3 separate regions of the Homo sapiens genome follow, and all the other regions are linked to region 2. A link is a loop called in an ENCODE intact Hi-C map of the cell type or tissue named here. Cell type or tissue: heart left ventricle. All regions are shown on one strand. Links, peaks and the distances in the headings refer to the core of each region. The heading gives the core; the rest is flanking DNA.

Evidence for each region. Peaks named below come from ENCODE experiments on the same cell type or tissue, not always from the same donor. Only the 100,000 strongest peaks of a DNase experiment are listed, where the experiment ranks them.
Region 1: a loop joins it to region 2, with 6 times the contacts of the local background. A loop is called at or near these places in 30 of 110 quality-filtered maps.
Region 3: it touches region 2 in a loop (5-fold over the local background); 30 of 110 quality-filtered maps call a loop at or near these places.

Annotation. Positions count from the first base shown.
Region 1 is chr14:81,461,551-81,469,123 of GRCh38, forward strand. No RefSeq gene overlaps it. Among named protein-coding and RNA genes, the nearest start is that of LINC02308, 15 kb to the left of the region's middle. In heart left ventricle, for the core only: a CTCF peak has its summit at 3,146 (motif pointing left); no DNase peak of the experiment used is centred there; H3K4me3 peaks cover 758 bases.
Region 2 is chr14:80,950,187-80,957,759 of GRCh38, forward strand. TSHR (thyroid stimulating hormone receptor) reads left to right here and starts at 5,435. Exons shown (of 10, transcript NM_000369.5): 1 at 5,435-5,664. The coding sequence starts at 5,495. It also overlaps a transcript of CEP128 not described here. In heart left ventricle, for the core only: CTCF peaks have their summits at 4,728 (motif pointing right) and 4,927; a DNase peak (open chromatin) is centred at 4,815; H3K4me3 peaks cover 919 bases; H3K27me3 peaks cover 868 bases.
Region 3 is chr14:81,449,356-81,456,928 of GRCh38, forward strand. It overlaps LINC02308 (long intergenic non-protein coding RNA 2308), which reads right to left and starts at 802. Exons shown (of 3, transcript NR_109999.1): 1 at 534-802. RefSeq lists an enhancer at 125-1,099. In heart left ventricle, for the core only: a CTCF peak has its summit at 4,017; no DNase peak of the experiment used is centred there; H3K27ac peaks cover 185 bases.

The DNA.
Region 1 (7,573 bases), core at 1,036-6,035, 510 kb after region 2:
ATTAGGGCTGAACACGGTGCCCTGGGTAGGCTAATAAGAGAAAAGTTGCAAATTAATATTCTTCAAATATTTATTTAAATTTATTTAAATTTATTTAGGCTGGGTGCAGTGGCCTCAAACCCCTGACCTCAAGTGATCTGCCCGCCTCGGCCTCCCAAAGTGCTGGGATTATAGGCGTGAGCCACTGCTCCTCGCCTTGAACTGCATTTCTTAACTTTTTTTTTTTTTTTGAGAAGGAGTCTCACTCTGTCTTGGCCTGCCAAAGTGCTGGGATTACAGGCGTGAGCCACCGCGCCTGGCCTCTCAACTTTTAAAAAAGAATTTTTTTTTTTTTTTAAATTTTTATTTTTTTTAGTATTTATTGATCATTCTTGGGTGTTTCTCGGAGAGGGGGATTTGGCAGGGTCATAGGACAATAGTGGAGGGAAGGTCAGCAGATAAACATGTGAACAAGGGTCTCTGGTTTTCCTAGACAGAGGACCCTGCGGCCTTCGGCAGTGTTTGTGTCCCTGGGTACTTGAGATTAGGGAGTGGTGATGACTCTTAACGAGCATGCTGCCTTCAAGCATCTGTTTAACAAAGCACATCTTGCACCGCCCTTAATCCATTTAACCCTGAGTGGACACAGCACATGTTTCAGAGAGCACCGGGTTGGGGGTAAGGTTATAGATTAACAGCATCCCTAGGCAGAAGAATTTTTCTTAGTACAGAACAAAATGGAGTCTCCCATGTCTACTTCTTTCTACACAGACACAGTAACAATCTGATCTCTCTTTCTTTTCCCCACATTTCCCCCTTTTCTATTCGACAAAACTGTCATCGTCATCATGGCCCGTTCTCAATGAGCTGTTGGGTACACCTCCCAGACGGGGTGGCGGCCGGGCAGAGGGGCTCCTCACTTCCCAGACGGGGCGGCCTGGCAGAGGCGCCCCCCACCTCCCTCCCGGACAGGGCGGCTGGTGGGCGGAGGGGCTCCTCACTTCCCAGACGGGGCGGCCGGGCAGAGACGCTCCTCACCTCCCAGATGGGGTGGCGGTGGGGCAGAGACACTCCTCAGTTCCCAGACGGGGTCGCGGCCGGGCAGAGGCGCTCCTCACATCCCAGAGGGGGCGGCAGGGCAGAGGCGCTTCCCACATCTCAGACGATGGGCGGCCAGGCAGAGACGCTCCTCACTTCCCAGACGGGGTGGCGGCCGGGCAGAGGCTGCAGTCTCGGCACTTTGGGAGGCCAAGGCAGGCGGCTGGGAAGTGGAGGTTGTAGCGAGCCGAGATCACGCCACTGCACTGCAGCAGGGGCAACATTGAGCACCGAGTGAGCGAGACTCCGTCTGCAATCCTGGCACCTCGGGAGGCCGAGGCAGGCAGATCACTCGCGGTCAGGAGCTGGAGACCAGCCCGGCCAACACGGCGAAACCCCGTCTCCACCAAAAAATGCAAAAACCAGTCAGGTGTGGCGGCGCGCGCCTGCAATCCCAGGCACTCTGCAGGCTGAGGCAGGAGAATCAGGCAGGGAGGTTGCAGTGAGCCGAGATGGCGGCAGTACAGTCCAGCCTCCGCTTTCACAACTTTGGTGGCATCAGAGGAAGACCGGGGACAGGGAGAGGGAGACGAGGGAGAGGGAGAGGGAGAGGGAGATGGGAGAGGGAGAGGGAGACGGGGGAGGGAGAGGGAGACGGGGGAGGGAGAGGGAGACGGGGGAGGGAGAGGGAGACGGGGGAGGGAGAGGGAGACGGGGGAGGGAGAGGGAGAGGGAGACGAGGCAGAGGGAGACGAGGGAGATCCTAAAAAAGAATTCTTCTAAGGAGCCCTTTTAGACATTTTCCCCTCCTAATTGTCCTTCTCCTCCCCACTATGTATAAAACTTTAATACCACAAATATACTGTCTATCTGTTTATGTTTATACATAAAGCTGTTTATAGGACCTCTTGGAGGATGACAAACCATTGTAATATCTAGGACTTTTTCACACCCTACCGGGAGCCCATTCTCTCCTCCTTGGAGTCACATCGCTCCCATTGACCACTCACGGTATAGGATGACTGTGCTAGTTTCCTAGGCTTATTGTAACCAATTACACCACAAACTTGGTGGCTTAAAACAACAGAAACTTATTCTCTCATAGTTCTGGAGTCCAGAAGGTCAAAATTAAGGTGTCTGCAGGGCTGTGCTACCTCCGGAGGCCCTAAAAGGGAACCCTTCCTGACCTCTTCCGGCTCCTAGTGGCTCCTGGCATGGCTTGTGGCAGCTGAACTCTGATCTCTGCCTCCATCTTCACAAAGCATTTTCCTCTGCTCTGTGTCTTCTCCTTTTCTGTGTGTCAAATCTCCCTCCACCTTTCCCATATAAGGACACCTGTTGGCCGGGCATGGTGGCTCACACCTGTAATCCCAGCATTTTGGGAGGCCGAGGCGGGTGGATCACGAGGTCAGGAGTTCAAGACCAGCCTGGCCAAGATGGTGAAACCCTGTCTCTACAAAAAATACAAAAATTAGACTGGCGTGGTGGCAGGTGCTTGTAATCCCAGCTACTCCAGAGGCTGAGGCAGAGAATTGCTTGAACCCAGGAGGTGGAGGTTGCAGTGAGCCGAGATCGCACCACCGCACTCCAGCCTGGGCGACAGAGTGAGACTCCCTCTCAAAATAAATAAATAAATAAATAAATAAATAAATAAATAATAAAATTTAAAAAATAAGGACACCTGTCACTGGATTTTGGGCCCACACTGATAATCTAGAATATCTCAGCTGGTGATCTTTAACTTTTTCCAAATAAGGCTACACACACAGGTGCCAGTGCCTAAGACATCTCTTTATGGAAGCCATCATTTAGTCACGATGATGACGAAAATATTTCTAGAGGCAGGGGGTGCATCACTTGCCTACAGAGGAACGTCACATTCATTCTTCAGCGACATCAGCCAGAAAGCTGTGTACACGTCACAACTCACACTGCTGGCCTAGTGTACTTTTTAACATTTTGTGATGTTTCTAGTAGTTACAGTGATTTTATTCCAGGAAATCTGGGGAGCACCTGTCCCTCAGATTTTGCCTACCCCAGAAAAGACGTCTGAAAAACTTCGAAAAACCCAGAAAGTTTTATCGCCTAAACTTTGCCTCAGATGTAGCCCTTTTGTGCCCTCTAGTGGAAATTACGGTAACTGCAGTCATACTTTTCCGAGGAACCGGTAGTCGCAGATTTAAAAAGATTAGTGAGACATAAGTTGCGTTTCAACCCAAAAAAGGAGCTTGGACCGTCTATACTATGATCCAATCCAATGTACTGTGCATCTTTGAGAGAAGCAATGCTAAACAGAGCAAAAGGAAACTGCCTGAGTTGTGAATTCGGTTCTTCTCTGCCCTGCACTTCCTTTTTACAGAAACAAAAGAAGTGGAGGCTGCTTGGGGGAGGAAGACAGAATGATGACAGCTGTGTATCTCCTCCAGCCATAAAATCCTAAGAAGGGGGTGCAGCGCTTTCCTTAAAGAGATATTAAAACGTCTTGGTTTTCAGTTTTTAATCGTACTTTGGCCAGAGTATCACTACTTGGTAACACTTTCATTTATTTATTATTATTTTTTTTTTGAGACAGAGTCTCGCTCTCTCACCCAGGCTGGAGTGCAGTGGCGCGATCTTGTTTCACCACAACCTCCGCCTCCTGCAAGCAGTTCTCTGCCTCAGCCTCCCGAGTAGCTGGGATTACAGGTGCACGCCATTACACCCGGCTATTTATTTTTATTTTTATTTTTATTTTTATTTTTAGTAGAGATGGGGTTTCACCATGTTGGCCAGGCTGGTCTTGAACTCTTGACCTCATGATTCACCCGCCTTGGCCTCCCAAAGTGTTGGGATTACAGGCATGAGCCACCTTGCCCAGCCGGTAACACTTTTAAGAAAATCTAAGCAAATCCTCCAACTATATTTCTTGCAATTTCTCATCATTATGATCTCATGACAGTGTCAACCTACTGGAGGAAGAAAGACATGCGTGGAAAGGCCATGCCCCGTGTAAGAATATTCACGCCCAACAGCATCTCCAGGTAGCATTCGTGGAAGAGTTAGCCCCCAGCTCCGTCACAGTGCCCCTCCTTCCTGGCACAAGGCCTTCGCCTTAATAAGCATTCAGGCGGTGTTGAGTGGAATTGCCACACTGTATCAAGGAGGGCGGGGGCTGCCTTGGTTTCTTTTCAGCGGTGGCTTAAGTACTCAGTGTTTCCTGCTTTTTGGTTGGCAAAGGGCTTTGTCACTTCAGTGGATTGCCTTCAATGTAGAGCCCTCCTGACCCAATTTCTGGAGCACCGCCACCCCACTGCGGGGTAGAAGTTGTCATCCCTGGGTCCCCCATGGGCCATGAAAGCACCTGCCAGACATACTCACTTTCTTTTCCCTCCTTGAAGCTGTTTTTCTAGGAGGGATTTCTCCTGCTTTCTTGGGAACAGGGAGAATTGATTGGGTAACTAGTTCAGAGAAATCTTACATGAAGTAGCTAGTTAAGTACACAGTGCCACATAAGTCGTTCAAGTACATTTGTATTTAGGCAGGTTTTCACAAGAGATGACTCTGGGTCTTCACTATCTTTCAGAATGTTATTTCTACTGGAAAGTCCATCTGCTCATTCAAATTCAAATATATATATATATATATATATATATATATAGCCAGCCGTGGTGGCTCATGCCTGTAATCCCAGCACTTTGGGAGGCCAAGGTGGGCGGATCACCTGAGGTCAGGAGTTTGAGACCAGCCTGGCCAACATGGAGAAACCCCGTCTCTACTAAAAATACAAAAATTAGCTGGGCATGGTGGTGGGTGCCTGTAATCCCAGTCACTCAAGAGGCTGAGGTAGGAGAATCGCTTGAACCTGGGAGGTGGAGGTTGCAGTGAGCTGAGATCCCACTGCTGCACTCCAGCCTGGGTGACAGAGTGAGACTCCATTTTATATAAATATAAATAAATAAATAAACAAACAAATATATATATAGATGGAGTCTCCCTCCGTGGCCGTCGCCCAGGCTGGAGTGCAGCGGCATCATCTTGGCTCACTGCAACCTCCGCATCCCGGCTTCAAGCGATTCTCATGCCTCAGTCTCCCTAGTGGCTGGGATTACAGGTATGCACCATCATGTCTGGCTAATTTGTAATTCAACTATTAATCAGTCCTAAGTGTTGGACATTGTGCCAAGCTCTGGGCACACACCACACTGGTGGGTGAGATGGACTGGTGCCTGTCCTTTTGAGATTTAACAATAGGGATATGAAGATTAATTAAATACCATAATCAATAAGTGCTATAAAGGGAAAACACGGGGGATGTATAACAGATGGTCTTGATTTAATGGGGGGGCAGTCAGGCAAGTCTGAGCAGAGACTTGGAGGAGAGTGAGCTTGGGCAGAGGGCAGAGGGAGGGAAAAAAGGCACAGCATAGTGTTGAGGCCCCAGCAGTGAGGAGAATTGAAATAGGTATGATGAATACTGCTCACGCACACACTCCCCCGTTAGTTCCATTAATCTCCATTAGCTCAGCTATTTCAGGTAAATGGATGTGGGAGGTCTCATTCTAAATTTGTAGACAAACTGAGTTGGTAGCAGTTAAATGAGAAGCTCTTACAAATTCCAACCAGGGAAGTAGCGTTAGTCTTGCCAAGCGCCTGAAGGCCACTGTTTAGGGAGTCCTTGAAGGTAGTGCTGATACCCGATTCACTGTGTCACCCTGTATTACACTTGATAGCAATTGATAGCATAAGTTATACACAGAGATGTGATCTAGAAGCAAGTCAAACGCTGATGTTTTCCGTAACTATTTACTAACTATAAAGTTTGCTGATACCATGGAGAAGAATGAATTTGTGATTGTGGCAGCCTCATCTGAAGAGGGCCACCATCCACTCCTTCCCTCCTTGGATGCCCAAGTCACTCCTCCACTGGGAGGTGGATCCTGTTTCTCCAACCAGCAACCCTTGAATCTGGGCTGGCCCAAGTGACCTGTGGACCAATAGGATGCAGTGGAATGATGGTTGAGTGTTTTTGTTGTTGTTGTTGTTGTTGTTGTTGTTGTTGTTTTTTGAGATAGAGTCTTGCTCTGTTGCCCAGGCTGGAGTGCAGTGGTGCAAGCTGGGCTCACTGCAAGCTCTGCCTCCTGGGTTCATGCCATTCTCCTGCCTCATCCTCCCGAGTAGCTGGGACTACAGGTGTCCACCACCACGCCTGGCTAATTTTTTGTATTTTTAGTTGAGGTGGGGTTTCACCATGTTAGCCTGGATGGTCTCGATCTCCTGACCTCATGATCTGCCTGCCTCGGCCTCCCAAAGTGCTGGGATTACAGGCATGACCCACCACACCTGGCCAATGGTTGAGATTTCTAAGTCTAGTCCTAAGAAGCCCCTGAGCACCATCTTGGCTCTTGGAGTGCTCACTCTGAGGCAGTTTTGTCTGCCCCGAGATCCCCACACGTGGAGAGGGTGATGCTGGCCAGCCCAGCCTGGGCACCAGGCATGTGTGTGAAGGAGCCATGTTGGATGTTCAGCTCCAGGTGTATGTCAAACGAAAAAAGGCTGCGGTCCCAGCCACATGGCTCCTCAAACCAGTCAAGCCATCTCACCTCACACTAGACATGGTGGAGCAGAGACAAGCCAATCCCGATGTGCTCTAGCTGTTTTTTTATGTCTTTACAACTGTAAAGCAGCAGATGTCTGCAAACACTGCTTTAGCAGCACATGCTAAGCATAGAACAGCACTTGTGAGCATGGACTAGGATGACGCACACTTGGGAGAAACGTTGCTCATTTTGTTGTTACTCTTTCCTGTTCCTTCATGGGCACTGCGTTTATAACTCCACTGTAAACCTTACCAAGCTGTATTAAGGGGACAGCATAACATAACAGTTTACAACTTGGGTGCTTTTAGCCAAGACAATTTTTTTTAAATTTTGAGACAGAGTCTCACTCTGTCCCCCAGGCTGGGGTGCAGTGGCATAATCTCGGCTCACTGAAACCTCCGTCTTCCAGGTTCAAGCAATTCTCCTGCCTCAGCCTCCCGAGTATCTGGGATTACAGGCATGCACCACCACACCCAACTAATTTTTGTATTATTAATAGAGACGGGGTTTCACCATGTTGGCCAGGCTGGTCTCAAACTCCTGACCTCAGGTGATCCACCTGCCTTGGCCTCCCAAAGTGCTGGGATTACAGGTGTGAGTCGCCATGCCCTGCCCAGTTCTTTATTTGAATTCGAGTTTTATGACTAACACTAGCTGAGTGACCTTGAGCAAGTTGCTTAGCTTGTCCAAGCCTGTTGCCTCATCTGTTAAATGAGAATGACATGACTAGTACTGACATCCTGGAGTACTGAAGATTAAATTCAATAATGGATGTAAAACACTTAGCATCTGTCACATATTGTGTTCAGTCAATGGTGAAGATGACCCGCAGAGGAAAACAGCCTCTTTCATTTCAGTCTTTCATTCATACTCATCTTTAAATTCATTTTACACTTCAGGGTCTGGAAGATAGTAGGTGATTAATAAAGGCTGTTGAATGAATGCCCACATGAAACCTTATGTTATAAACTTTATTTTAA
Region 2 (7,573 bases), core at 1,787-6,786:
CCAGCGACCACTAGAAGCTAGGAACAGTCAAGGAAACATCCACCCACAGAACTCTCAGAGGAAGTATGCCCCACCAACACCTTAACTTTAGACTTCTAGCCTCCAGAACTGTGAACAAATTAATTTATCTTGTTTTAAGCCATCAAGTTTGTGGTACTTTGTTACAGCAGCCCTAGGAAACTAAGATAGATATCAAGGCAATTATTGTATTTTAGATGTTCAAAAAGTGTTATATAAAGAGACATGGAAAATATGAAAAAAGCCCCAAGTTGAACTTCTGGAGATGGAAATCCATTTTATGAGATAAAAAAGACGTTGGATGGGATTAGTGGCCAATTAAATATTACGGGAGGACAAAAAAGAATACTGAATTTGAAGACATAGCAAAAGAAACAATCCATAATCAAAGACAAAAAGAAAAATAATTTTTTACTGAGAAAAGCATCAATATTCTCTTTGTGAGACAATTTCAATTAGCCTAATAAGTGCAATAATTGGAATGCTCAAGGGAGAGGAAAGTGATAAGGGGGAAAATCATAGATGCAGAAATGGAGAAACAATGGCTAAAAATTTTCCAAGTCTGATGAAAACCATAAACACACAAATCCAAGAATCTCAAAATACCCCAAGCACAGGAAACTTGAAGAAAAGTACATCAAGGCACATTACAGTGAAATTGCTCTCAACAAGTGACAAAATCTGAAAAGCATCCCGAGTAAGAAAAAAAAAAAAAAAAAAGCAGATTATAAAGGAGCAAAGAAAACTTTGACATAAGATTTGTCCTTGTAAACAATGCAAGCAACAAGAAAATGAAGCAATGTTTTTAAAGTACTGAAAGTTAAAAATAATGTCAATCTATGATTCTATACCTAGTGATGATATCCTTTTTTAAAAAGAAGACAAAAGTAATACTTTTTCAGACACAGAAAAGCTGGAATAATTTATAACCAGCAGATATGTATGACAAAAAAATTAATGAATGTCATTCAAGCAAAAGGAAAGTGACAGCAGTGAAAAATATGGATCAATACTAAGGAATGAGAAAGACCAGAAGGGGTAACTGTCTTATTATTTGAATCCCTTTAAAAGATAATAACACTGTATTATGGGATTTATAACCTATGTATGAGTAAAATGTATGGCGATGGAAGCATAAAGGTTAGGCAGGAGAGGAGAAATGGAGTATAAACAAGCATTCAACAAGTACAGTGTTGAAGGGTTCTTTTAAACCAAGTATAAATTGGTATAATATCAACTGAATGTGGACTATGATAACTTAAACGTACATGCTATAAACCTTAAAGCAATGAGTATAATAACCAGAGTTATAGCTAAGATTCAGCAAAGAAGATAAAACGGAATCATAAAAATTCCTTAATGACTCCAAACATATGTTTAAAATAAAAGGAGAATTGGATCAAATAACAATGGAGAAATAGAAAACTAATAGCAAGATTATTCACTTAAATGTAATGTGAATAATGACATTAAATGTAAATGATCTATACAAACCAAACAAAAGGCAGAGACGGCGAGACTGAAAGCAAGACCCAACTCTATGCTATTTATAAGAACTGCACATTTAATATAAAAACTCAAAGAGGTTAAAGTATGAAAAAATCATACCATGATAACGCTGATCAAAAGAAAGATGGATTGGCTCTACCAATAACAGAAAAGTAGATTGAAGAGCAAAGGATATCACAAGGTATAAAGAAGGCCATTTAATAACAATGAAGAGAACAAGAAAATAATAGTCCCAAACACGTATTTACCTAATAATAGAACTTCAAAATACATGAACTTTAAATTGCATGAAGAAAAACCTGATAGAAATGCAATGAGGGGGAAAAAAAACAAATCCCCAATTGTAGTAAAAAATTTCAGTACCCATGTCTCAACAATTGATATGACAAGTAGACTTTAAAGTTAGCAAAAATACAAAAGACTTAAACAATACTATCAACAACTTGACCTAATCACATTTGTAGAACACACAACTCCACAAAAGCTGATCACTTATTTTTTTTCAAGTACACACTGAACATTTTACCAAGATTGACCATATTCTGAATCATAAAATGAGTCTCACTAAATTTAAAAGTGTTCAAGTTATACAAACTATTTTCCCTGTCTATAATAGAATTAATTTACAAATTAACAACAGAATATCTGAGAATTCCTCAAATATTTGGAAACTAAACCACATGCTTCTAAAGAATCAAGGAAGAAATCTAAAAGAAAAACTAAAAAGTATTTTAAACTGAATACAAATGAAATTACAAGATATCGAAACCTGTGGGATGTCTCTAAAGTAGTATAGGGAAAGTCTACAGCACTACACACATACAATATTATAAAAGAAAAATGGCCTCAAATCAGTGACCTCAGTCTTAAGAAACCTCACCTTAAGAAGTAAAGAAGAGCCAATTAAACCCCAAGTAGGCAGAGTAATAAAATAATAAAGATCAGAGCATATATCAATGAAATAGAGCACAAAAAAAAATAGAGAATCTAAGAAACAAAAATTTGCTTCTTTGAGAATATGAATAAAATTGATAACCCTCTGGATAAAGTACTTAGGTGAAAAAAAGAAGATACAAATTATCAATATCAGGTATGACAGAGTTGACATCAGAATAGATTATATAAATATAAGAGGATAAGAGAATATTATGAACAAACTCATGCCAATAAATTCAACAATTTAGATGAAATAGACAATTCATTATATGACACAAACTGCCCAGGCTACCTCAAGAAGAATTATATGACTTGAATAGCCCTAAATCTATGTTTAGAAACTGGATTTATAGTTAAAAACCTTCCAATAAGGAAAATGCAAGGTTCCAACAGCTTCACTGGAGAATTCTACCAAATAAGTAAGAAAGGAATGATATCAGTTCTACACAAACTCCTATAGAAATTTAAAGAGGAAGGAATATTTCCCAACTTATTCTGTGATGGAAGAATTAATTGCCCTCATACCAAAATTTGACAAAGAAGTTACAGAAAAGAAAATAACAGACTACTATCCCTTGTGAACGTCTATGTAAAACTTTTAAACAGAATTTTAGCAAATCCAATGAAGGAGTATATTAAAAAGATGATAAACACGGCCGGGCACGGTGGTGCATGCCTGTAATCCCAGCACTTTGGGAGGCTGGGGCGGGCGGATCACGAGATCAGGAGTTCCAGACCAGCCTGGCCAACATGGTGAAACCCCGTCTCCACTAAAGACACAAAAAATTAACCGGGCGTGGTGGCGGGCGCCTGTAATCCCAGCTACTCTGGAGGCTGAGGCAGGAGAATCCCTTGAGCCCGGGAGGCGGAGGTTGCAGTGAGCCAAGATCGTGCCATTGCACTCCAGCCTGGGCGACAGGGCGAGACTCCGTCTCAAACAAACAAACAAAAAAAGGATAAATACATCATGATCAAGTGAGATTTATCCCTGCAATTCAAGGTGGGTTTAACATTCGAAAATCGATCACTATGATTCACCACATTAATAAACTACCATGGAACCATCACCACGAACAAGATTTAAAACAGTTTTATTACCCACAAAATTCTCTGGTGTTCATTTGTAGTCAGCCCTACCCTAGGCCTTTGCAACCGCTGATCTTTTTCCTGTCCCTATGGTTTTGCCTTTTTGAGAAAGCTATATAAATGAATCATTAATATGAATAATTACATATAAATACGTAATATTTTGAGTTTGGCTTTTTTCACTTAACATTATGCATTCAAGATTTGTTCCATAACAATACCATGGTAATTTTTAAAAAAACAACAACAAAAGCCCGGGTGCGGTGGCTCAAGCCTGTAATCCCAGCACTTTGGGAGGCCGAGGCGGGCGGATCACGAGGTCAGGAGATCGAGACCAGCCTGACTAACACAGTGAAACCCCGTCTCTACTAAAATTACGAAAAAATTAGCCGGGCGTGGTGGCGGGCGCCTGTAGTCCCAGCTACTCGGGAGGCTGAGGCAGCAGAATTGCTTGAACCTCGGAGGCAAAGGTTGCAGTGAGCCGAGATCGCGCCATTGCACTCCAGCCTGGGCGACGGAGCAAGACTCCGTTTCAAAAGAAAAAAAAAAAGAAAAGAAAATTTGTGCATGTTGTATCAGCAGTTCATTCATTTTTATTGCAGAATAGTATTCCAATGTGGAGGTATCAGAGTTTGTTTATCCATTATCTAGTCGCGAGACACTTGGTTCGTTTAGTGGTTATGAATAAAGCTTCTGTAAAATTTGGAATACACATATTTTAAATGTACGGTTTAATGAATTTTGATAAATGTATACATCCACTTAACCTCCAGCCTAATTACGATATGGAAACCCTGTGTGTTCCCTCCTGTCTTTTTCTAGTCAATCTTTCCTAACCTTTATTCTGATTCCCATAACCACAACTTTTTCCTTCCTGTCCTAGCCAAGTTCATATAAAAGGAATTATGCAGTATAGAAGGAATTGACATTCCTTTTATCCCAAGAGGAATAAGTGATTGAAGACTTTTAAGAAGGAAATAGGCACAATCTGATTTATGTTTGTAATGATCTTTTTGGCTACTGTGCGAAGAATGGTGAGTATGCCACTTAAGTATTATTTTTCTTCCCATCTTCCAGGGGGAATATGACTCAATGAAATTCTTGGGTCGACCAGAATTTCCATACTGGACCCATTATTAAGGGAACCTGGAATTATTTCTGCCATTCCCGATTCTTCCCAGCAGATGGCCCCAAAGTTCAGTTCCTGAATTGCCTCGCGGAGCCGCGGGCTGCAACGTGAGGCGGCCGCTGCCAGTCGACTCAACCACCGGAGTGGCCCCTGCAGTTGGATAGCAACGAGAATCCTCCAGGGGTGCAGGGCGACGGCTTCGGCCGCACCGCGGGCTAGCCAGGGCTGCGTGCCCGCCTCTGACCCTCAGCAGAGGTGTCTCTGGCCAGGAGGAGCTGAAGTTCTGCAGGACATTGGTCCGCCCGCGGACAGTCCACTCCGCGGGGACTTTCTCTGGATAAGGAGTGCGTGCGAGTGGCTCCCAGGCAGACAGGGTGTCTAGAAGGCTACACGCTAGGGAAGGTGGCTCCTTGGATTTAAAGAGGAGGAAAGGAGGGGGCATCTAAACTAGGCTTTGGAGAGAACTAATGGGAGGGGCGCCCGGGGTGGGGGGGCGGGCTGGAAAACAGAGGGGACAGCCAGGACTGGTGTTGGGTGTCAGGGAACAGACGGAGCGGACTGCGTGGGTCCAGCCAAGGAAAGTGAAGCAAGCAGACTTGTTTGGGTCAAGGTTGCCTAGGGAAGCGGAGCACTTAAGTGCCTCTTTTTCCCCTTCTCCAGCCTCCTCCACAGTGGTGAGGTCACAGCCCCTTGGAGCCCTCCCTCTTCCCACCCCTCCCGCTCCCGGGTCTCCTTTGGCCTGGGGTAACCCGAGGTGCAGAGCTGAGAATGAGGCGATTTCGGAGGATGGAGAAATAGCCCCGAGTCCCGTGGAAAATGAGGCCGGCGGACTTGCTGCAGCTGGTGCTGCTGCTCGACCTGCCCAGGGACCTGGGCGGAATGGGGTGTTCGTCTCCACCCTGCGAGTGCCATCAGGAGGAGGACTTCAGAGTCACCTGCAAGGATATTCAACGCATCCCCAGCTTACCGCCCAGTACGCAGACTCTGTGAGTACCCGGGAGAGATCAGGGTAGGACCCAGAGATCAAGGGCATCTGCAGAGGTGGCCCGAAGTGCACAAAAGCAGCTCAATAACAGCCCGAAGTAGTGTGTGAGTGTGTGTATGTGTGAGTGAATGTCTGTGTGTGTAGATGTGTGTGTGTGCTAAAAACTTAATCGCCCACACTTGGGAAGGTATCATTGTTGACATCCTCATTCCCAACACAGGAAAATGTTACAAAACTTTGGTGTACAATGACCGTGAGAGCTGTTCTTTCCAACAAGCTGCTATTCAGCACTTTGCCTAACCCTGGTTGAATCTGTTTTATTTGAATTAATAAGGATAATGGCATCTCAGGAACTGACCTTTTTGATCTTACCTTGGGTAATAAAAAATTGCAAAAATATGTATTTCTCCTTTTTGTTTCTCTAGATGGGAGGTTATCTTAGCAGTTCTGCTGATTCATCAAATTGTTGACAAAGGTTTAAGCAGGGGCCCTTTTTAAAATGAACTGTCTATACAGTATCTGTAAGTTACTTACTCAAATGTGAACTGCCAGTGAAATAGTACGTCCAGAACCCTGCTTTGTGATAGAGGTATAAAGAAATGAAATTTCATAAAAGTATAGTACATTTATCTGCATGTTAAATGTTACCAGATTAGAAACCTGATGTTAAATAAGATTATACACACACAACCTGTTTCTTAACAGCAATTTAAATCAGTGATCATTGAAATTGTAGACAAAACCAAGGGAATAAAGTCTGTCTTGATTAGTTAAAAAGAGAACAGAAAGAAAGGACAGTAAAACAACCTAGGCTGGTTAAATCCAGTTAAGATAAAAAAAAATGCAGGTTATTAAAGAAAATGTTGATAGATGAAAAGAAATGGGAAAGTTGCACCTCTAGATTTTCTCAAGAATTTAGCTCATGAAGACTATTTAACAGTAGATGAATATTTGAGCACAGAGATATATTTCTGTGCTCAGAGATATCCTAGTGTCTTAGCACACCTGAATTAATTAGTTCAATAACCTCCAAACAGTGTGGTAGTCATTCTCCATGCTGCCACCACAGAATAAGATGTGTAAAAGGTGTAATGGCCTCTTGATTACACCTCTACATAGGTTGCTTGTCACCTCTAGAATAAAATTCTTTTGTGCAGCCTACCAGATCTTTCAAGACCTAGTCAAGTCTTTCCAACCTCATTGCTCCTCATTTCTCTAACTTCCCCCTCCTGCTGAGAACTTCTGGCACTTCCCCAAAGGTCCCTGCTGTTACAGCTGCCCTTGCCTTTCTTCCCACTTTCTGGCCCCTCTGCCTGAAGCACATTTCACCCATTTCTTCACCCAGCTAATGCCTACTCCCAGATCCAGATCCTGGATCAACCCTGCAGGAAGCTTCTCCTGACCCATGACCTTCAGGCTGGGTAAGCTATACCCCCCTTCCCAACAGCGTTCTCTGCATGAACCTAACCCTAGCCCTTAGACATTGTCTACTTTCTTGTAACTTGTTATTTATTTGCATGCCCACTCAAGCAGGACACAAGCTTCTCTAACATAGGGAACTGCCATTCAACCCCGAATTCCTGAAACCCTGGAACTACTTAGACACTCAGAAAAAACAAAAAAAAAAAAACTTAAGTGAATAAATAAACAAATGAATATGCCAGGTCTCTGAATGTCCACTCTATGTTGGGGAGAAAGAAATCCAAAGACATCACTTCTTCAGAGACTTCTTTAACAGTGGCAGAAATTCAAGTCATTGAAGAGAGATGTGGCTCTGACAGTGAAAAGGAACTCGTAGACATCCTGTTTAAAATTCCACCAAAAGTTGAGAAAGAAAGGGTAATGGAGAATGAGCAATGGAACAGGAGTCAGGAAACCAGCATTCTCTTTAGCCCTTCTTTACTAACCAT
Region 3 (7,573 bases), core at 1,487-6,486, 500 kb after region 2:
GCCATGAACTTTCTGGTCCCTGTGTCTGAGTTCCCAGAGAGAAAAGACATTTGATGCTGGCAGGACGAGGGCTGAGCTGGACAAAAAACACAGCCAGCACATGCTCATAGCAGGCTGGCCAACTGAGCAGGTTGCATTTCAGGATTAAAAACAGTAACGATCCTAACAAAATAGAAGCTCATATATACTGAGTGCTAAGTACCAGGTACAGACATCGTCAAGCTGAATCATCACCACAATCCAAGATGAAGATTTTGTTATCTTCATTACATCAAGGGGGAGAAGTCAAGGGCTTAGATGGCATTTCACCCCTTTTGCACTCCCCAGAGCCTACGTGTTTATCCTCTAGCTCCACGTCTACCTGTAGCAGCAGCGTTTCCAAGCTCTTTGCACACAAATCTCCTGGAGATCTTGGAATGCAGATTCTGAGATTCTGCATTTCTAACGAGCTTCCAGGGAATGCTGCTGGTCCAGGGCCTTTAGTTGCAAGGGTTGGACCGGTGGTCTCAACCTTGGTTGCACATTGGACTCACCTGAAAGCTTTCCACATACTGATGCCTTGGCCGCATCCTGGAGAGTCTGATTTTGTTGGTCTGGGGTGCAGCTCTGGCACAGCATTTCTAAAGCCCTCCCGTTGAAGGAATATGCAGCCAGGGCTGAGACCACGGTTCTGGAGGGAGGTAATATCTGCAGGTTCTTGAGGATACTCCATTACCCTGAGCTCCCCTTTCCCAACCACAGGGACATCCATGGCTGGGCTTCAAGGACGCCCTTGAAGAGGCCTCTCCCAGAAAACTCCAAGCCCATGAAAAGGCCAGAGCCACCACCTGTTTCCTTGAAATAGTTAGCAGCTGTGCTGGGTGACCTCATCGCTCTGGCTCTGCCTCAGGCCAAGCTGCGATCTGAAAAGCCCTCCTCCCAAGTCGGGGCTCTCCTTGTGTTGGGGGCAGAGCGGGAAGAGCCGCAGCTCAGGAGGAGCTGCAGGTTGATGGCAGAGCCCGTCTGGGGCTAGTGGGAAGAATGAGAGTGCAGGGAGGGGGCACCCCAAGGGACTTCACAATGGGCAGTCCCTGGGGTGTGACGCCATGGCTGTGAGCGCAGCTGACTGCCTCACCCCTGGCTTCCTCCATTGCTCACCCTCCCCAAACACTTGGGAACTGATGAAATCACGAGGGGGTTCTTGTCCCCCTCCTGTAAGTGATGCATAAACAAACAAACATTGAAGTATGCAAGTAAAAATGCAAAGCCCATTTCTTTTTTCCCGTTTCCAAGAGGTAATCACCTATAGCAGCTGGGCTTATGTCCTTCCAAATCTTTTCTATACATCAGTGTGTGTATTTCTACACACAAACATACATATGCAATCCTGTTTTATAAACAAAAATGCATCATAGAATATAAGTCCAAACACTATCTTGCATATTTTTTCCATGCAGTTATATATACTTACCAATTGTTTTAGTGTCTGGAAACTTGTCTGGAAATCAGAATCTCTCAGGGGTGCTTTTTAAACATTGAGATTGACAGGTCTCACTTCAAACCTGCTGAATGAGAATTTCTCAGGGAGGCACCTGGGGAAGTCTTTGTGTGTGTGTGTGGAGAGAGAGAGAGAGACAGAGAGAGAGAGAGAGAGAGAGAAACAGGGTCTTGTTCTGTTCCCAAGGCTGGAGTTCAAGGGCACAATCGTAGCTCACTGCAGCCTCAATCTCCCGGGCTCAAGTGATTCTCCCACCTCAGCTTCCCATGTAGCTGAAACTACAGGCATGTGCCACCACACCTGGCTGTTTTTAATTTTTTTGTAGAGACAGGGTCTTGCTATGTTGCCCAGGCTGGTTTCAGACTCCTGGCTTTAAGTGATCCTCTGAGCTTGGCCTCCCAAAGTGCTGGGATTACAAGCATGAGCCACCATACCTGGCCTATATTGATATTTTTAATAAGTGTCTCAGGTGATTCTTACGGGAAATATCTTGCCTTTTTAATGCCTGTACATGTCCCATGGATGTACTATCATTTATTAACCAGTTCCTTTCTGTTGAACATTTAGTTTGTTTTCAGCCTTTTTCTTCATGCTACAAACAATACTACAAACATACACGCATCGTGCAGATCCCCATGTGTGTTTCTGTAGGATAATTCCCTAGGATTGGATGGCTAAGTGCAAGGCTTGCCTGGAACTTCTTTTCCCCTCTAAGACTGCTCGTATTTGAATCATGGAACCTCATAGCAGGACAGAACCTTAAAATCTGTGTAAAGACCAATACTGTCCTCCTATAGAAATATAATGTACGTTATACATATAATTTGAAACTTTCAGTAGCTACATTAATTTTAATAATATATTTTTACTTAACCTAATATATCAAATCTATTATGATCTGAACATATAATCAAACAAAAAGTATTAATGAAAGTACTTGCTATGGTCTGAATGTTTGTTTCTCCTCAAAATTTATATGTTGAAATCCTAACCTCCAAAGTGATGGTGTTAGAAAGTGGGGCCTTTGGGAGGTGATTAGGTCATGAGGGTGGGGCCCTCAGAATGGGGTTAGAGCCCTTATAGGAAAGGCCTGTAATCCTAGCACTCAGGAGGCTAAGGCAGGAGGATCACTTGAGGCCAGCAGTTGGAGATCAGCCGGGGCAACATAGCAAAACTACATCTCTATGAAAATAAATAAATACATAAATAATTTTTTTTAAAAAGAGGCCTGAGGCCAGGTGTGGTGGCTCACACCTGTAATAGCAGCACTTTGGGAGGCCGAGGTGGGCGGATCACCTGAGGTCAGGAGTTTGAGACCAGCCTGGCCAACATGGTGAAACCCCATCTCTACTAAAAATACAAAAATTAGCCGGGCCTAGTGGTGTGTACCTGTAATCCCAGCTACTCAAGAGTCTGAGGCAGGAGAATCACTTGAGCTCAGGAGGCCGAGGTGGGAGAATGGCTGCTTGAATCAGGGAGGCGGAGATTGCAATGAGCCATGATCACACCACTCACCACTGCACTCCTGCCTGGATAACAGAGCGAGACTCTGATTCAAAAAAAAAAAAAAAGAGGACTGAGAGAGACTCCCTCACCCCTTCTACCATGTAAGGATAGAAAGAAAAGGTGCCATCTGTGAAACAGAAAGTGGGCCCTTGTCAGGCACAGAATCTGCTAGGGGCCCTGATCTTGGACTTTCCAGCCTCTAGAACTGTGAGAAATAAATTTCTGTTGTTTATAAGCTACCCAGTTTGTGGTACTTTGTTATAGCAGCCTGCGTGGACTAAAACAATATTGTCCATCTGCTTTTCCTGTGAAGTCTTTGGAGACTGTGTGGGTTTTACACTTAGAGCATGCCTCACTGGCACCAGCCACATGGGACAAGTAACTGTTGTATGCGGTAGCGCAGATCTAAACCTTTTATTTTACTTGGAGAATATTCATAGGGGACAGGAATAAATCATGGAGCAGCTACGATCTACTTGTCCCCGAATAAGCACTTAACATCCATTATTGTTACTGTGCCCTTGAGTTGCTGCCCGGAGTCCCTGTCCATTGCTGCGGTTTGGAATTATCCCTCTCTGCCTGCAGAGCTGCAGACGTGGCAGGAGAGAGTTGGGAGGGTGGGGCAGGGTGCAGGCAGAGTTCTGGACAGGGATGCAGGGCAGCGACTGGGTGAGTGAAGCAGCTTCTTTGTGAGCCCTCGTAGAAGTTTGGGGATGGGGGCAGTTTAAGGAAGGCAGGGCATGGGTAATTATGATGCTCATTATTTCAACTTGAGGTCTGTAATTTGCCAGCATCACACAGCCACAACACAGAGGCAGAAATGGAATAGAATCTTCAGATTCCAGAGCCCATGCTTCTCTTTTATCCCATAGATGTCTCCAAGACAGTCATTCAAAGTCTATCCTTACATTAGTGATGCACGGAGAGCTGTAAACAAATTAAGTGAATGATTACAAGTCACATTGTCAAACTATTCTGAACGGTGTCCCATTCCGCAGACTTGTGGTTAAAAACACACGCGCTGAGGTCCCCTGGTGGAAGTCAGAATTATTACAAGGGGCAGGCAAATGGGTTTGTGGCTTTCCTAGTTCATTACCTGAATACATAAAAATAGGACATTACATGAATGTCCTTCAATTTTTTTTTTCAAAAAGGACCTAATATATGGCAAATACTGGAACCACTGCAATACATTCTCCCATCTCAGACTGTCAGAGGGACAGTCACAAAGAGATCCTAGCTGCAGGTTCTGCTTCAGTTATATCATTTTTTGGGTAAGTATGTTCAGCTGTACATGGTTATAGCTCAGTTTCTACTACGTGTGTTAATGTGCCTGTTCTCCAGCTAGATTGTCAGCTGATCAAAGGAAAGACTCGAACCCCTAGTTTAAGGCCCTGCACATTCTGGGTTCTTAAATGATGATCAACGACATTAAATAAATGTTGTTGATTGCCTGAGTAAAATGATATACGAGCACAAAATGAATTTGGTATTAATAATGGATATCTATGGCTTTTGCCTGCTCAGGGTCCCCCCCTCACCTTTTTTTGAGATGGAGTCTTGCTGTCGCCCAGCCTGGAGTGCAACGGCGTGATCTCTGCTCTCTGCAACCTCCGGCTCCCGGGTTCAAGGGATTCTCCAGCCTCAGGTTCCCGAACAGCTGGTTCTACAGGCGCCCGCCACCACACACAGCTAATTTTTGTATTTTTAGTGGAGACGGGGTTTCACCATGTTGGTCAGGTTGGTCTGGAATTCCTGACCTCAAGTGATCCACCCGCCTTGGCCTCCCAAAGTGCTGGGAATACAGGTGTGAGCCACCACGCCCGGACAGTCTCTTTCTTTTTCTTTGGGCTGTAGCACCTGGATTCTCTTTTCCTCCCACAATCCACACAGCTTTTGTGAGGCTGCCAATCAAGTGCCCTGCCCTTCCTGGCTAAGGGGTGGGCCTAGAGATTTGAATCTTGAATAGAACTGCTGCCTCTTACAAGAAGTGCTGCCTCTTCTCCATCAGCGGGGATAATAATTTCAATTAAATAATCAGCCCTGTCTGCATATTCAGCTTTTCTTTGTGTGATTCTGGGACCTACCCCATACCTTAATGATAAATTTCTTTATCATTGCATCTAGAATCAATCTGACAGATGGCATTTCACATTTTTACTTAATTCTGCTTCAGTTTGGAAATTTACACACGTTTTCACAAGCATCAGAGAAATGGAAGACTTCCATTTGCTAAGTGTACAACTAGCTATTTTTCTCTAGGGGGCAAAATGACAACCAATTAATTCAATAAAAATTGTCTTTTATAAATCTTATGCAACAATTTGATCATCTCTAAGGGTTTGGGTACCAGCAAGAGCTATGAAGAGAGAGCTTTATGAAGCAAGTGAAACAGCTTTACGCTGGCACCTGTTCAAGCCGGAAGACTAGAATTCCAGCCTTCTGTTGCTGGAGCCTGGTGTTGCACTGTAGACCTTTGGCCATTAACGGTGGTTGTAGAAGACCCACTTGGGGAACTGGTTTCTCCACTCCAGAGAGCCTCTTAGAGGGTCTGCTGCTGCTGCTCTGACCCCCATGACCCCTACACTGTGGCCTCCCTTTTAATCAGCCCTGGGCTCCTGACCCACCACAACCCCCACTAACCTCCATACCTAAACAGGAAGGGCCACATCCTCTTCTTTACCCACAGATCCCCAGAGTGTCTCTCCGCTCTTGGCTGGACCACACAGCCTAGAGGGAGGTCTGAGTTCATCCACCCGAGTCAGGGTGGTAGCACTGAGTTATTCTTGAGAATCCTATTTTCAAATATTAAAAATTCAAATATTGATGAATTCAAGGTGATAGAACAACAATCCCAACACAACAATGTCACCATTGCTGATGGCTAACAGCTGTGGACATGCTGCTGTATTTACAGTGTTTCTAGACTCTGTGAAAAGAATGTCAGGGATCCCTCATGGTTTTTTTTTTCTACCCCATGATTATATAGGAGTTAATCATCACCAAAAAGCTCTCGCAGGGGCTTTGGACTAAATCATGCACTACTATGAAGATTAATGCCCGCGTGGAGTCCATGAATTTGTAATCAGCACTCACTTCATACTTGTTGATGGCAACCGATGACTGAGTCCAGATGAGAGCTTAACTGAAGCTTCAGTGGACTGTAGTGTGTCATCTAATTGAGTGACAACCTTAATGACAAAAAGGGGAAGGATTCAGGAAATTGAATGTGTAAAGAGCTCCTTGTTGGCTTATGATTCTCTATGCCTAGAAAATGAGTCATTAATGGCAGGAATATTTGGGGGAAATTTTTGGCCTCAAAATATTCACCACATCAGGCAGTGACTCTTTGCTCAAGGACAAAGTTACTGTGACAGTTGTGAAAAATGAAATAAACCACAGGGTGGATAATCGACACGTGGCTATATGGGAATTAAGTGTGTGTTTGAGCAGAGAAATGAAAATGAGGAGTCCAGGAAGTTCCATTTTTGAGCTCAGTGTAGTTTTCTTCCAGTTGGGCAGGTATTATGAAAAACCCCAAGGTGATAAAACCTTACTCCAAGATTTTACAACTGTAGGCAAAATAATATATTCTATCAGGTTTCTAAATTCAACTAATGAGAGAATCCTTCAATTGGTGATATCAAGGGGGAACACAGTAATTTTGTTATCACTATTTTTTTTTTTTTTTGAGACAGGGTCTTGCTCTGTTGCCCAGGCTGAAGTGCAGTACGCCATTGTGGTTCACTATAACTTCCGCCTCCTGGGTTAAAGTAATCCTCCTGCCTCAGCCTACTGAGTAGCTGGGACTATAGGTGTGCACCACCACAGCCGGCTAATTTTTGTACTTTTTGTAGAGATGGGGTTTTGCCATGTTGCCCAGGCTGGTCTTGATCTCCTGGGCTCAAATGACCCACCCACCTCAGCTTCCCCAAGTGCTGGGATTCAGGCATGAGCCACTGCAGCCAGCTACTAACGTTTTAAGAAGATGCACTGGCTGGGTGTGGTGGTTCACACCTGTAATCCCAGCACTTTGGGAGGTCGAGGTGGGCAGATCACCTGAGGTCAGGAGTTCGAGACCAGCCTGGCCAACGTGGTGAAACCCCGTCTCTATTAAAAATACAAAAAATTAGCCGGGCGTGGTGGCAGGTGCCTGTAATTCCAGCTACTCAGGAGGCTGAGGCAGGAGAATCGCTTGAACCCGGGAGGCAGAAATTGCAGTGAGTCAAGATCACGTCACTGCACTCCAGCCTGAGCAACAAGAGTGAAACGCTATCTTAAAAAAAAAAAAAAAAAAGCAAAGGCATAAGTGTAACTTTAAAATTAGATTTCCCACTTTTAATTTAAAGTCGGAATAGGTAACACAATTACATGGTTCAGGGTATATGGTCCTATTGGCATCCAGTTTTCTTCCCTCTAAGCACACCAATGTCAAAAAATATATGTTTTACATGTATTTTTTTCTGTGATAATTTAGGCATATGCAAATACACGTAGCTATTCTTTCTTTTCATTTTTACAAAAAGGGTACCATTATAAGCATTGTGCTCCTTGCATTTTTCACTAACTATATTTTGGAGCTTTTATCAT